Regions from separate parts of the Homo sapiens genome. Here region 2 is linked to region 1. Evidence: chromatin loops called from intact Hi-C (ENCODE). Cell type or tissue: IMR-90. All regions are shown on one strand.

What was found. A loop is a pair of places that touch in the nucleus more often than their neighbours do. Peaks named below come from ENCODE experiments on the same cell type or tissue, not always from the same donor. Only the 100,000 strongest peaks of a DNase experiment are listed, where the experiment ranks them.
Region 2: it touches region 1 in a loop (2.1-fold over the local background); 2 of 110 quality-filtered maps call a loop at or near these places.

What each region holds. Positions count from the first base shown.
Region 1 is chr12:58,415,041-58,417,540 of GRCh38, reverse strand. No RefSeq gene overlaps it. Among named protein-coding and RNA genes, the nearest start is that of LINC02403, 330 kb to the right of the region's middle. In IMR-90, a CTCF peak has its summit at 1,139 (motif pointing left); a DNase peak (open chromatin) is centred at 1,090; H3K27ac peaks cover 904 bases.
Region 2 is chr12:58,887,119-58,889,618 of GRCh38, reverse strand. LRIG3 (leucine rich repeats and immunoglobulin like domains 3) reads left to right here. Exons shown (of 19, transcript NM_153377.5): 6 at 657-800; 7 at 1,147-1,290; 8 at 1,687-1,830. Among named protein-coding and RNA genes, the nearest start is that of LRIG3, 32 kb to the left of the region's middle. RefSeq lists an enhancer at 873-2,072. In IMR-90, no CTCF peak of the experiment used is centred here; a DNase peak (open chromatin) is centred at 1,258.

The DNA of each region.
Region 1 (2,500 bases):
ACCTTCTCCTTCATATCAAATCTCCCTCAAATCTCCCACTGCCTCCCTACCATTTTTTTTTTGAAATAGAGTATTGCTCTGTCACCCAGGCTGGAGTGCAGTGGTGTAATCCTGGCCCACTGCAACCTCCACTTCCCGGGTTCCAGAGATTCTCCTGCCTCAGCCTCCTGGGTAGCTGGGATTACAGGCACACACCACTACACCCAGCTAATTTTTGTATTTTTAGTAGAGATGGGGTTTCACCATGTTAGCCAGGCTCACCTCCAACTTCTGACCTCAGGTGATCCACCCACCTCAGCCTCCCAAAGTGCTGGGATTACAGGTGTGCATCACCACACCCAGCTCTGCCTCCCTCTTAAAAGGACATGTGATTACTTTAGGGCCCACATGGATAATCCAGGATAGTTTCCCTCTTCCAAAATCCTTAATGTAATCACATATTTTGCCGTGTAAGGTAATATTCACCCTGTTGCCATTATTCCTAAGTTCTGGGGTTTAGGACATGGATATCTTTGGGAACCATTATTTAGCCTACCATGGTAAATTTAATGTAGCAGCCTTCACTAGTTCTGTCAGTTACTTTTGTCCCTAGATGGGATGATGTAATAAGGTTCTGAATAGTTTACAAAGTGCTTTTATATTTAACCATCAGGACAGCTCAGTGAGTTCAGTATTGTTATTATCTATGTTTTTTTGTTGTTTAATATTTTTTTAGAGACAGGGTGTTGCTCTGTTGCCTCGGCATGATCATAGCTTACTGCAGCCTTGAACTCCTGGGCTCAAGTGATCCTCCTGCCTCAGCCTCCCAAGTAGCTAGAATTACAGACGCATGCCACCACACCCAACTAATTGTTTTTTAATTTGTTGTAGATACAGGATCTTGCTATGTTGCCCAGGCTGATTTCAAACTCCTGCTCTCAAGCTATCCTCCCTCCTCATCCTCTGGAGTTACTGGGATCACAGTCATAAGCCACAGTGCCTGATTTATCTATGTCTTAAACCACAGAGAGGTCCTGTCCAAAGCTGCAGAGTTGCTCTGTGAGCAAGTCGGGTTAGGCAGACTTTTTCCCTGGGACTCCCAGAACCATCAGCCTTTGATTCCTTTCTGGGCATCTTTCCCATGTCCAAAGTGCCCCCTTCTGTTAAAACTTTGTAAGCCACATTCATTTAAAGACTTTTAAAATATAACCATCTGATGTAACATTCAAAATATTTATGCATGCTGAGTCTTCACCTAACAAGCAGTTTCCCCACTGACAGCATCTGATGTCCTCAGAGGTAGCAATTCTACCCCGACAACCTCAGCTTCTGCCTATCTGACCCTGCTGAGTCTTCTGACCCAAGTAACCCACTGGGTCTGCCTTCTATCTCTCCTAGCCTTGTTAGAGAGTTCATTTTCAGAAGCCTTACTTGAAAAAGCTGTTTCTTAGAAGGAAATGACTACCTTTCAGTTAGAACTCTCTACTAATCTGGTAGGAAAATGGTTGGATCTGTCTCTCCTCACTTTTGTACAGTCTGAGTTTTCCTGACAGTCAGATGTCTTAGGCACAGCACACTCCACAGTCTGGCTGCTTCCTGGGTCTCTAGCATCTTCCCACATGGAACTGTGTCTTAGCACAGTTTGCACAGGCATGCCCTCTAATTGGAACACTTACTCTCACCCCTCCTTTGTCTCCCTGACAATACCCACTCTTCCTCTAGGGTTTAGCTGCATCCACCTCCTCTTTACAACTTCCCCCAAGCAGAGCTGACCCTGCTTTATTTTGTCCCCCAGCATATCTGGGACATTTTGCCTACAGTATTTACCAACTGAATGGCATCATTGTTTATCTCCTCACATAGGAATTCCCAAGGGACAAACATTTTGTATAGTTCTTAATCTCCCTGGGTCTCAGTTTCCTTATCAAAAAATAGTGATGATGATAATTCCTGTCCCATAGGGTTATTAGAAGGATTAAATGGATAAATATATGCAAAATAGACTAGTTCCTGGCATATGGAAGTGATCAATAAGTGCTAGCTGTCGTTATTCATGACATTTATCACACTCTGGCATTATTTTAATACGTTTGCTTATAGTCTTTCAACCTGCTTAGAAAGTAAGCTCCATAATGGCAGATATTTTTGTCTGTTTTGTTCACTAGTGTATCTGCCAGAGCCTGGGGACTCTATCATATGCCTGGTATACAGTAGGCACTCATTAAAAATTTGGTGAACAAATACATAAGTCAATAAAACTTAAGCAGCTAACATTATGCCTTTTATATAGTAGGAACACAATACAAGTTTTCTTTAAGTAGATTTTTTTCTTTAGTATCATTTTTACCTACCAGATTCTGAAACTGCACAATTGCTTTTTCAGTGAAGTATTATCCTGAATTTAGATGAAAGACATACCGTCTTCATAACTAAAAGTTCCCTTCTACTAGTTCACTTTGGTTCAAGGTTTCCTCATCTCCTGTATTTTCTGTTCAGTTGCAAGGGGTTTTGGAATATTTTC
Region 2 (2,500 bases), 470 kb before region 1:
TGTTAATAATGGTAGAGCGATCTGTGAACAGACTCCTGCAATAGGGCAACTTTGGCTGCACATTACAAACACTTGGGGAGCTTTTAAAAAATCTCACTGCCCAGGCCACACCTTAGACCAATTATATTAGGACCTCTAAGGGTAAGATCCAGGCTTCAGAAATTTTTAAAACTCCCAGGTTGCGTCCAGTGTGCAACCAAGGCTGAGAACTACTGCCTTAAAGAGAAAGCATTAAACCTAAAAAGAAGGGTGAAAGATAGTAACCAACTTGTAAACAGATTGTACAGGATAAACTTGAGGCCCAGCTCCTTGATAGACCTCATGTTTTAGTGTAACATTTAATAATCTCATTCTGGATTGTTTAAAAACAAATCTTAATTTGTTTGTGTCTATACTGAGTGGACAAGACTTTAGAAATTAAAGTGCAGTCTAGTTTCAGTATTTTATTATTCCAAAAACACATGACACATTTCAGTAGGAAATTCACTGCCTGCTTAACAAATTGAAATTCTTTGCAATAAAAATGTTTAGAAACTGAAAACACTGTATGTAATTGAACACTGACTGGTTGAACTATATTGTAGTAATGACACATTTTATTACTACCTCCAGAATTTAATTGTCATATAAGCTAACTCTTGTAATACTCAATGCAGCGAATTGAACCGAAACAAGATTAAAAATGTAGATGGACTGACATTCCAAGGCCTTGGTGCTCTGAAGTCTCTGAAAATGCAAAGAAATGGAGTAACGAAACTTATGGATGGAGCTTTTTGGGGGCTGAGCAACATGGAAATTTTGTAAGTGTGGGTTATCACAGTTCCTACTGAGGTAGTATGATCATAGAATGCTCAGTGTACATTCAGCAGGTCTTATGTGAAATCCTATGTTAAAATCTCATCATCCACAATCTTATTTATAAGTCAGTATTCAGTTTTGATTCAGGTAATGTGATCGATAATTTATAAGTACCTAAATTTAGTATAGTATAAACTATATAGTATTTTTTTGCTGACGTCTTCATATAACAAAAGCTAAACATCTAATAACAATAGGAATCTGTAATAGGTTGTAATCATATGTCCCCTTTGAAGAGACTAGATAATGAAGTTTTGATCCTGCTTTTGATTCTTACTGTAAATGTAGGCAGCTGGACCATAACAACCTAACAGAGATTACCAAAGGCTGGCTTTACGGCTTGCTGATGCTGCAGGAACTTCATCTCAGCCAAAATGCCATCAACAGGATCAGCCCTGATGCCTGGGAGTTCTGCCAGAAGCTCAGTGAGCTGTGAGTTGCCTTTTATTTATTCTCCTCAGGTTTGAGAGCAGGGATCATGCCAGGGCATGAGCTTCTTACCACTGATCTGTGAAATTTTCATAACAAAGTTTCCAAGGTGACAGCTTTTTTCACATGCAACCTAGTCTTATTTTTGTTGTGATAAGTTGAAGCCAGTTCTACTGTTGCAGTTCTATGTCACGTTGGCAAAAGCAATGATGGTTATTTTCAAGTAAAGAGAACGTATTTTTTTAATTACTGATATTAGAAATATTTACTTGGATATTATTAAGGCAGAATTTAAAAATAAGGATTAGTGTAGCTCATACAGTACCTGTCTTTTGGAAAACAAATCATTGTGTTGAATTGAAAAATAAAAGCTATTGCTTTTCTCTTTTTTCTTTACAGGGACCTAACTTTCAATCACTTATCAAGGTTAGATGATTCAAGCTTCCTTGGCCTAAGCTTACTAAATACACTGCACATTGGGAACAACAGAGTCAGCTACATTGCTGATTGTGCCTTCCGGGGGCTTTCCAGTTTAAAGACTTTGTAAGTTACACGTTTTGCTGTCAGTACTCGAACGTAATTGGTTCCTAAATATGCCCACTTTTCTCCTAGCAGATTTCCTTTGTTGTCAAGGAAATGCATACAGCCTCAGAAGTAGTATCTTAATCTTTCCCAGATCAGTTTGATTACAATGGATCCATTTCATCCATATGTGTTTCGTATAGGGATTAAAAAGGACAGTGATCAGTTTGTTTTGGTGATTACAGTGAACCTTCTCAGGATCTCCAGGAAATTGGTAACTGCTTAAGAGGGAAACAATTTTAAGTCCACTAAGTTTTTCTTTGTAAAATACAGATTAAAAATTACTTAGAGCAAAAAGGTCTACAAAGGGCAAGGAAGATACTGTTTATCATGCCAGTTATATCCTCAACCTGATCTCTGTCCTAAGAGAAAGAAAAGGGAGTTAAATTAATTGACCTTTGAAAAATTTCTCAAATGGTAATTTAAGGTTGTGCAATGGGCTTTTGATTTTTGCTCTGTCAGAAACTTTTGCTCTGTTCGCTATTTGAAGCATTACGTAATTGAAAGACATACTGTATGCTTTGGCGAACTTCTGCATGCGTGGTTGGAAGAGTGGTTTTAAAGTTTAATGTATTTTTCAGACTGTTCGGATCATTCAGAATGTAGTCATTTTGATAGAGGAATTAATAGG